Regions from separate parts of the Mus musculus genome. Here all the other regions are linked to region 4. A link is a loop called in an ENCODE intact Hi-C map of the cell type or tissue named here. Cell type or tissue: heart. All regions are shown on one strand.

Region 1 (2,500 bases), 93 kb after region 4:
TTGGGATGTTCTTACTGGCTCTGTTGGTATGAGATGGGAAGGTTTTATTTTGTTTGTTTGTTTGTTTTGTTTTGTTTTTAGATCCCCAGGACATGCATAGTTTTCCTAACACCAGATGGACTTTCCATTCCCTTTACTGTTAAATTCAGAGAAAAAAAAGTAAAAGAAAATTTAAATAAAAAAGCAAAGCAAGTAAATAAAACAACCACCTAAACGCAGGTGCTTCCAAGTATTTTGTCTGCCTTTCTTTTTACTTAAAAAAAAAATCTCCTCTAGACCTCAGAACATTCAGCCCTAAATGGGACTTATCCACTAACCCCTCCCCCAGGGCTCAGGGAACCCATGAAGAGGTGGTAGAAAGATTGTCCTTTGTGTATATGTGTGTGTGGATGAGTGGATCTCTGATTCTTGTGCCTTCTCCTGAGTTCTTTCTCTTTTGTTTGCTTGCTTTGCCCGATTCCAACATGCTAGTTTCTTTTTTTTTTATCTCACTGTACTTTATTTTATTTGAAATATTTTTTTTTGTCTAGGATTAGGTTCACCTAAAATACACAAATGTAATGATAATAGAAACAATATGAACTTTTAGGTTTACTGAAAACACTAACATTAAAATGAAATATGCATGAGAAAATGTGTTTAGTTATCACAGAAAAAGATTTGTCAATTTGGAAGACCATTATATCCAAGAACCAATATTTTTTTTAGTGTTCTTAACATCTATCCATGGCTTTTCTTCACTGCTAAGTGTATGGTTGTACAGTGGTAGTTTAGAGATGTTATGGGGCTTCTAAGTACACACACACACACACACACACACACACACACACACACACAGCACTTTTTAGACTTTCCTGAATACTACAACAACAAACTATTTTTGTTCAGACACTTTATACTGGAGAAAGCTATTTTTACAGTGAATCACATCCTGGTCTTCAAAAACAATGGGATAAACTGGGTACTCAATACAAGGGTGATATTTCCACTGTGAACAGGAAGTGTGTGTGTGTGTGTGTGTGTGTGTGTGTTTGTGTGTGTGTGTGTGTGTGTGTGTTTGCTCAGTATTTGCCTACAAAGCTCTCACCGATTGAGTTTACTAAATGTTTCTAATTTGTTTTGTCACATGAACGTTCTGCTTTCATTTTTTAAAGATTTTAATTATTTTCAAACATTTATGAATTAACTTTTATTTGCCTTTTCTGCCATTTAAAATCGATAAATATCATATTCATGTTTGTATTTTCATTTCAAAATTTAGTCTTATACCACCAAGTTAAGAATTAGTACACTTATTGCAGTACTCTTATTTTTCCTACTGATCAGCATAGAAAGTGCTCTTCAGAAGTTCGCTGTGCTTTTACCAAAGGAAACAACTTTGGGAATCCAATAGTCCTGGGCAGCTTGCAAGCAGATGGAGACTCCTGCTGCTTTTGAACTTGGGCCACAGAAGGGAGCACACAGAGTGATCCTGGTTTGTTTGTGTCTTCTCTGAGTGGGTTGCTGGAAGTCCAGATGCATATTCTAAAGGATTGCTTTAAAAAAAAAAAAAGAAGCCTGTCCAAATCAAAGCTCCCAAAGTGATACTGATTATAGTTTATGGCTTCCCTGTTTTAAATGTCGGTAGATCTTCTCTTCTATTTCATGCTAACAAAAACAATGACAAAGGTTATGAACATTGTTTATGGGAAGGATATTTTACTCTCCTCAGGACTAATGTATTGATGCATTTAGATGCATTTTGAAAACATGTTTTGAATTTTAAGATACAACTTTTAGAAAAGCATATAGGAATTGAGTTTAAGATATTTTCACCATAGATTTTTTTCAATATTTAACTACTAGAAGTAGAAACTGCAAATAACATATAGAATATGCGATATACATGCACATAGGGGACATGCACATACATGCATATACACATATACATATATACACACATATCCTTAATTTAGTAATTATATTTTAGGAATTTAAAAGTGAATTGTTATTAAACTTGAAAATACCTTTTGGAAATTAAAAAAATGTTTTGATTTGAAAACTTTAAGTACAGTTTATTTCTAACAATTTGGTTAAAATGAAAATATCAGAAGCAATTTTTGATGTATAGTACTATTTTTAAAAATAGTCTCAGAACTTTTAAAATAAAAGCCACAAATACCATAAGACAGAATTTACATTGGGATATGATGTACTCTTCTATTTTAACATGGGCTTTTGAAATACAGATCTGAAGCCAAACAATTGATTTTAAAAGTCTGTGTTAGGTAGTTAATTAGTTAACACAATATTTCCCAGGCCTTTCAACTATGATATGGCATATGGATTTTATTATATCAAGTCAAATGAACTGTGAATTACATACAGCCTATCTTCAGTAATGAAAAATTTTCTTTTTGTACCAATAAGTTGTTGACATGCTTTTTTAATGGTAGATTATGAAGCAATTAAATTTAAGTCAGGAAAATATAAACACATTACTAATAATTAGAAAACATAG
Region 2 (2,500 bases), 200 kb after region 4:
GAGAGAAAAAGGCCACGCTTTTTTAAAATCTTGTAACCTTGCTGACTAGAACAGCAATTTTAAATCTTGAATTCAATTCAAAATAATTCCCAGAACTTGTTTATAAAAAACTGATGTCCAAGCCAAATCTCTGTGGTATAGAACCCGAGTGAAAGTCAATAGTGAAGCTATGGTGTTGATCATATCTCCAGATTACATCATGTGTAGTTCAAGTTGAGATGCTCACACCGAGAATATCTTATAAGCTAGTGGAGAGGAGTAAGAAAGACCTTCAACCCTGGATTTAGGTTGCCCAGTATCCAGATCAGAAGATAATTCTATAAGGCAGAAGTGCCTAACCTTCAATCCTCTCATTTCTTAAATGTAATGATAAAATTATCTTCTTTGCATAATTATTTTGAAGCCTAAAGTGGGAGATTGTTTGTTTGTTTGCTGTTTGTTTTAATATAGCCCCAAGGCCATTACAAGTTCTTCAAAAACATGAGATCACAATTTTGAAATATAATTAATTTCAGAATTCTGAAAGCAGTTATTATTTTAAATGAATTAGAGAGACTAAAGATTTTAGAAAAAAATAAATATTCAATATTTACGTAAATTAGGTTTTGCATGCTTTTATTCACATAAATTTACTGAGATACTAAGTTTCAAAGGCACGGACTCTCAACCAGATAAGCAGACCTGCCAAGCCACTCCTTTAAACTGTGCAGTTGAATCTTCTGTGGATTCAACAGCAATCGATCGGTTCACTTTCAGTGTCGTCTTGTTAAAGTGACCTTAAGTTGTAGTGATTTGGGATTGGCAGAGAATGAGCTACGTTTTGTATATAGTAGAGTCATGCCAATCTTTCCAAAGTAGTTTTTCCCCCCATCAAAATCCCATCTGTTTTGCTGATGTGCCAATATCTGGGGTCTGTTTTTCATAATGTCATTTTGTTTGTGAGGATGTCTGTTCCTGAGGGCTCATGAGTTGGCTGACAATGAAAAAGTGGTCACAATGAAGCCAGGAAATATCCTGAAAAATAAAGCACAAGCCAGGAAAGACACTGCGCCCTGCTGGCCAGCTGTGCGGAGCTGTGGGGGAGCAAGGGCAGCAGCTGAGGACATTGCTCTGCACTGTGTCTGTGGTGGCTGAAGAGACCTCCAGTGAGTGATCATGGAAGAACAGAGCCTCAAGGCAGCTGCTGCCTGCTCCCTTCCCCCCAGAACTGCGTGAGCAAAGCGGCTCTGAGGAAAGCATCGGTTTTACAAAGAAAGAAAAGAAATATGGAAAATGCCTAATGACATTTTACTTTCTTATATATAACCCTTTTCAGAAACGTTAAGAAAGGAGAAAGGGTTGATTAAAAAGCAAACTGTGTAAATACTTTTGTAAAGTGTGTGTAAGTTTTGTTTTTGGTATTCAGCTAAAAGATGACAACCTGACTTGTATCTGATAGTTTTACATTACTAAACATTTTACCCCATTTATTCAACTTTGGGTCAATGATTATACCAAGGGGGAGATTTTTCTCCCTGATGTAGTCAAAGAGTTATAAAAGCTGTTGAAAATTTGTGAAGCAATGTATCTCTATTTTAGATATAATTTTCAGTGTTGCCTATCATAAATGCTTTGAAAATACGTTCATAACTTTAAAGGTTACCAATTCATGTGAATATTGCTCATGAAAAAATTTAAAAAGGATTTAGCCTTTATAATCCTCATTTGCCATGACGATCAACAAAATGTATGTTATATTATGTTCTATTTTGTAGCTTAAGGAAGCATGAACATTATCCAGTTACACTGGCATCCGGTCCAGATATCTTTGACTTAGAGACTTTTTAGCCCGATGGAGTTTTTAAACTAGGTAGTTTAAAAAACACAAAAGCTCTGGTTTATCAACGAATACTGTAGAAAGAACAGTGAGTCCAGCAAGTGCTATGAAGGTCGTGGCAATTCTATCTTCTGCACACTGTGGGCTGTAAGCTGGGTGGCCGCATAGCTAGGCAAGGAGGCTAACTCCTTAGAAGCGTGAAGAATGAGAATCCTCTGAGTCTCTTTTTTAATAAAGTAACTTAGCCATAACGAATGAAAGTGCTATAGAGATTTAAAAAGACGTTTTTGAGGGAAAAAAAAAAAACCTCATGAAATTCAACAGTAGAAAGACAACATTTCCTAGTTAGCTCTGTATCTGTGCAAAGGAAAACATTCACTCGGGAATGAACTGGAAGTTTCTAAAACTTTTTGTAAAATTCCATTTTTCAGTGACGGTGGCGCGGGGTGCTGTATCCCGGTGCCCTCCCTCTGGCTTTCATTCAGGTGATAGACAGGAAGAGGAGAGATCCAAAATCCCGCCTTTTCCCAGTCAGGCATAGCTTTTTCAGCTTGAGGTATAACAATTGTAGGAAGTGGTGAATGATGGAAACATTTTCCTAGAAGAGGAGGCTGAAGCCTAGGAGAACCACTCCTATCTGAGCTCTGACTACTTACCGAGGCATGAATCGGAGGAAGCTTGCCA
Region 3 (2,500 bases), 140 kb after region 4:
TTCCAGACCATCAGGGTTCGATTCCTAGCACCTAACATGACAGCTAACAACTGTCTGTAACTCCAGTTCAGGGGTATCCTGTGCCCTCTTTTGGCCTCTGCTGGCAATGCTTGCAGTGGTCCACTGGCAAAATGTATGTACCCATAAAACAAGTAATAAATACATATTTAAAATTTTAATTTAATCAATCCATTACAGTTAAATGTTCAGTTTCTTCAGGGACACTGCTCAAGTTTTAATGTCAGAATATAGTGTTTATAATTACCAAGCCAACTAAATTATTCAAATAAATATTCTGAGTTTCCTAAAGATATTTCTTAGGGATGGGAACCTGCAGGGATCTGAAAGGATCCCACCTCTACCTGTGGCAATGGTCAGAGAAGAAAAGAGAAGACATCTGATGAAGTATAGTGGTGAAGAGATGACATGGGAAAAACTAAAGGAACGAATTCCAAGCGAAGCAGGGACCAGTCCAAAGAGAGGGACACTAAGTCATCCTCGTGTCTGTCCCACTACATTCTACCAGTCTTCTCAGCTTCTGTTTAGTTGGGCCCACCATGCCCTGGACTTAGGAACTCTCCTAGTGCAGATGGGCGTGAGACCGGTGAGGCAGAAGGAAGGCAGATCATCCTGTCACAGAGCACAGGGAGCTTGAAAGTCGTGTCATCCAATTTTCTCACTCTGTAAATGAGACAAGTGCGGACAAGGGTGACACAGTCCCTGGCTCACAGAACCACATTATTTCACCTTCTCATAAACAAGCGTCAGAGCGGATCTACAGCCTGCGCTCTTAGAATCCTCCGCTCTTAGAGTCCTTCCTCTGAGTTCTTTAAAAGACCTTAGACTAAATCAACCAATGTTTTCAGATTCAGCTTTACTTCCCCTGTGACTTTTCATGAGCGTGCAGCCCCTGCACATTTAACATGGGTGTGAATAGTGCCATGTTCATATTGTTGGTAGAAAAAAGAATAAAACAGAACTCAAGAGGGAACTTCTGGTAAGAGAGACTCCAAAATGAAAGACCTCATTACGACACCATTTAACATTAAACTGATACACAGAATCGGATGTATCCTATGAGTAAGTTAAACTTTCTCACTCAAAGCAACGTTTGTTAGACAATTGAAGCACATTAGTAATGATTTTCTTTTGTCTCTTGAAAACTTGGAAAAGAAAAAAGGGAATTCTGTTAGCTGTGCAAAATGCAGAGAATGGTGCAAAGAATGTTCTCAAACTATTTCAAACAAATTATATCAAAGAGGAAACTGTAGAAATGAGAACCCCACAGGGAAATCTCCAGCTGGGGTATTTCCTACTATTGTCAGGATTCGCTGGCCCTCTTGAGGAATTCCAGACTAGTCACAATGTTACGTTGACCCGTGTTCATAAGAACACAGTTAAAAGTAATGGATTGTGGTTTAAGGGACCTTTGTAGTGTCATTTACAGTAACAACCATTTTTCCCTAAGAAGGTTTATTAGAAAATGTTGGGTTTTTTTTTTAAACTTTGTATGTTCATTAGATTAGGGAAATGCAACTGGTATATTTGTTTTCTTGATAGCACTGGGGAGAGGAAGGGAGGGAGGGAGAGAGGGAGGGGGGAGGGAGAGAGACAGAGGGAGAGGGAGAGAGAGAAATTTTGTTCAGAATAGCATGAATATGTGAGACTTTTGAAAGGATGAAATGCATAAATTGACTGACAGTATCCTATAGACAGATCCTCATTAACATGTATAGAATTAAGAATTAAGGCACCAGGCTTTTGGCTCCTATCCTTTCTTTATCTAATTCCCAATTCTTGCTTTGACCTTGGCCTTCCTATTTGACCTTATCCTCATTGTTTTTTTCTTTTTTTTTAAATCATATTTTCCATTAAAAATACATTTTAAAAGTCATTAGCTCTTGTCTCCTCAAAACTAGGAGCCAAAATCGCTAATTTCTTTTGCTTTAGTATAAAAACTCTTCCAGAGAATTTCATATCCTGTATAAATGCATTTTGCTGCTCTCCATATATCTTTCTGATTGACTTTCCCTATGACAGTATGAGTCCCACCTCACTCTACATGAGAATCCATGTTATTTTTATACTTTATATGACAACATGGGGGAACTTAGGTAGAATTTGTATAAATATCCTTATGGTTTAGCCTGGATGTATCATTTTATAGAAATCTTTTTCTATAACTGATTGAATGTTCCGTACTTATATTTAATTACTATGATTGACACATGGGCCTATCTTGAACTCACATTATTTTGGAAATGTCAGGCCAAAGGCAAACAAAACTATCTGTGAGGGGTTTAAAAAAGGTTTAGTTCAGATGAAATTAAAGTAAGCAGAATTTTACATTCAATGCAATATAAAAAACATTTACAATCATCATTTTAACAACTTTGAATTTCACTGAGAACTGGCTTGGGTATTAAAAACTAGACAAGGGTTTGAAAAGAGGAAAGAAAAATGACGAGAAAAGCAGATGACAAAGGTAAATGTGTGTCTT
Region 4 (2,500 bases):
GCTGCGTCACGCGCACACAGCCAAGGCATTTGATTAGAAACAAATGACTCAGACACAACTCTCCTCTCCATTTACTCTTGAATGTCTTACATTCCACTATCTTCAGGGGCCCACAACCACAACGTTTACTTTACGAAAGGCCGAGACAGTTTGTTCGGTTAAATATTCATACATGCCGGGCGGTGGTGGCGCACGCCTTTAATCCCAGCACTTGGGAGGCAGAGACTGGCGAATTTCTGAGTTCAAGGCCAGCCTGGTCTACAGTGTGAGTTTCAGGATAGCCGGGGCTACACAGAGAAACCCTGTCTTGAAAAACCAAAAAAAAAAAAAAAAAAAAAAAAAAAAACCAAAAAAAAAAAAAAAACAAAAACCATATATATATATTTATACATAATTCGACTTGACATTGCAAGTCTTGTAACTGTGACCAATCACAGAGTGAGCCAGGACATACCGTTCTGCTCCGGGGAGAGACCACCACTTGCTGTCCAGACAACAGTTCCCAGGGACTGTTTTCAGCTGGTGATTACGGAGGTTGCCCTCCACGATTCCTCTAGGTACTCATGATGCACGTGCTTGCTGCTCCTGTCTTACAACTGCAGAAGCCTGGAGAGATGCCACAGATCACACCGCCTTTGTCCCCTGCTAGCAAATGTCCCTGCAGCCTTCTACATGGAATCTGTACTCTCTGCCCTGTTTTTCACTTCTAGTGTCGGCCTGATAGCCCTCCCATCAAATACAACACTTATACTGTTATTTCTAATTGGGTTTTAAATGCCAAATTGCCATACTGTCTACATAATCATTTTGACTCCTGCCCCAAAATGCCTCATAGAATTTCCCAGGCATGGCCATCACCAAAATATGGGTTAGATAGTGTTTATCTTTTGCTTATTTTCATCTATTTCCCTTTGAGATTGCCATTGTTTTGTAGTTTAGAAAGGCTTTTGTCAAGGAAACTGTGTGGAAGGCAGACGGACGCGTAGCTGGTGATATAACTCTGCATTGTAGTTAGAGAGATATCTACGCGGCAGTCTTTCGAAACAGCCCAGACAGATTCAGCCTGTTCGTGCATGTGTTTTCTTGCTTTTCAGAAACAACAAAAGATATTTAAAAAGAGATAAAGTGAAAAAGAGACTTAGTACATATCTTCAGAAGTACCAAGTACCTTAAAACCAGTTCTGGAGAATTGCGTCCATTTCTTTATTGAAGACGTATTTTCCAGGCTGGTCTTCACTTCCTGGGTTTAAGAGCACATCCTCATTTGGCCTCAAGGTGCGGGGTCTAAAAATAGCACCTAATTTTTCTTCCTCTTTTAGGTTGTTTAAGTGTTTACAAACAAGTTGTATTTTCTGTTTTGATTTTTTTTTTCACTTGGAGCAAACCGTGCTTGGGTGAACAGACTTTTCCCTGGATGCCTGGGTTGAAAGGGGGTGGGGGTGGGGCGTTGGGAAGTGCTGCGTTTGTTTCTTCCGGATAGGTTTTGTTTTGGGTAGGACACACTATGGGAAGATTCCCAGAAAGAGCCAGGAGGCTGTGAAGTTAGGAAACATTTCAATGATGTTAAGGCCTATTAAACCTGTCAAGCGTGACAGGGCAGTTTTTTTTTTTTTTTTTTTTTTTTTTTTTTTTTTTCCTTTAACACATCCTGGTCCACTTAGAGCTGCGAGTCAGAAAAAGTGCTTGGCCCAACGTTTTAGCAGGAAAGAAAGCTATTTTAAAAGTCTTTTGGGAACATGTTTGTGCAACAGGAAAAAACATACAATTGGGTTGATAATAGCAGCTCGTAAAGGTTAGAGCCTCTGAAACCGGTTTGCCATCTTCACAGGGAACGTGTTGTTCCGCAGTGGCGGTTCTCACTTAAACACAGCTTAATTCAGCAAGGAGCCCCTTCCTGCCGACTTCTTTTACACTGGAAAGTCTATTTTTAAATCACAACCCAGACATAATCCCAGGAGTTGATCATTAAATTAAGTAGTGTTTGGGATGTGCAAAATTACAGCAGCTCCCAGGGTGTCAGAGAGCCTGTGCAGCGGATACCGAAAGCTTCACACCCAAGTGTCCGCTGGTGAGTTCCCTGAGCATCCCAAGTTCCTCACAGTGCCTTGTATCTTCAGTCACATTGCCTGGCTCGCTCCTGTATCCTTGCCCTTGTGTTTCTAGGTCTTTATCCCTAGAGAGCTGGGCTTTTTACCCTCTGCTCATATATATCTTCGCTGACTTTGAATTCATTACCAGTGTTCCTCAATCTTCCTAGTGCTGCGACCCTTTAATTCAGTTCTTTCTGTTGTGGTGCCCTCCAACCATAGCGCTCATTGGTCATCACTCAGATCCTTTAGCCTTTAAAAATTGAAGTATTATTATTATTATTATTCTGTAGTAAAAATTCTTTTTGTATTAAAGATCCCTTATCACACATGTGATTTGCAAATTTGTCCCTCTGTGTTGGGTTGCCTTTTTGTTTTCATTTCCTGTGTGTATGTGTGTGTGTGTCTGAATG

What was found. Hi-C counts contacts between places; a loop is a spot of excess contacts. Peaks named below come from ENCODE experiments on the same cell type or tissue, not always from the same donor. Only the 100,000 strongest peaks of a DNase experiment are listed, where the experiment ranks them.
Region 1: it touches region 4 in a loop (4-fold over the local background); 4 of 42 quality-filtered maps call a loop at or near these places.
Region 2: it touches region 4 in a loop (5-fold over the local background); 4 of 42 quality-filtered maps call a loop at or near these places.
Region 3: it touches region 4 in a loop (2.2-fold over the local background); 2 of 42 quality-filtered maps call a loop at or near these places.

The regions. Positions count from the first base shown.
Region 1 is chr2:84,293,743-84,296,242 of GRCm38, reverse strand. No RefSeq gene overlaps it. Among named protein-coding and RNA genes, the nearest start is that of Calcrl, 130 kb to the left of the region's middle. In heart, no CTCF peak of the experiment used is centred here; DNase peaks (open chromatin) are centred at 1,022 and 1,442.
Region 2 is chr2:84,184,916-84,187,415 of GRCm38, reverse strand. No RefSeq gene overlaps it. Among named protein-coding and RNA genes, the nearest start is that of Calcrl, 240 kb to the left of the region's middle. In heart, a CTCF peak has its summit at 1,065 (motif pointing left); a DNase peak (open chromatin) is centred at 1,075; H3K27ac peaks cover 167 bases.
Region 3 is chr2:84,248,894-84,251,393 of GRCm38, reverse strand. No RefSeq gene overlaps it. Among named protein-coding and RNA genes, the nearest start is that of Calcrl, 180 kb to the left of the region's middle. In heart, a CTCF peak has its summit at 1,325; no DNase peak of the experiment used is centred here; H3K27ac peaks cover 598 bases.
Region 4 is chr2:84,386,328-84,388,827 of GRCm38, reverse strand. The region is part of intron 2 of Calcrl (calcitonin receptor-like); the gene reads left to right. Among named protein-coding and RNA genes, the nearest start is that of Calcrl, 38 kb to the left of the region's middle. In heart, a CTCF peak has its summit at 1,277; DNase peaks (open chromatin) are centred at 567 and 1,907; H3K4me3 peaks cover 915 bases; H3K27ac peaks cover 1,048 bases.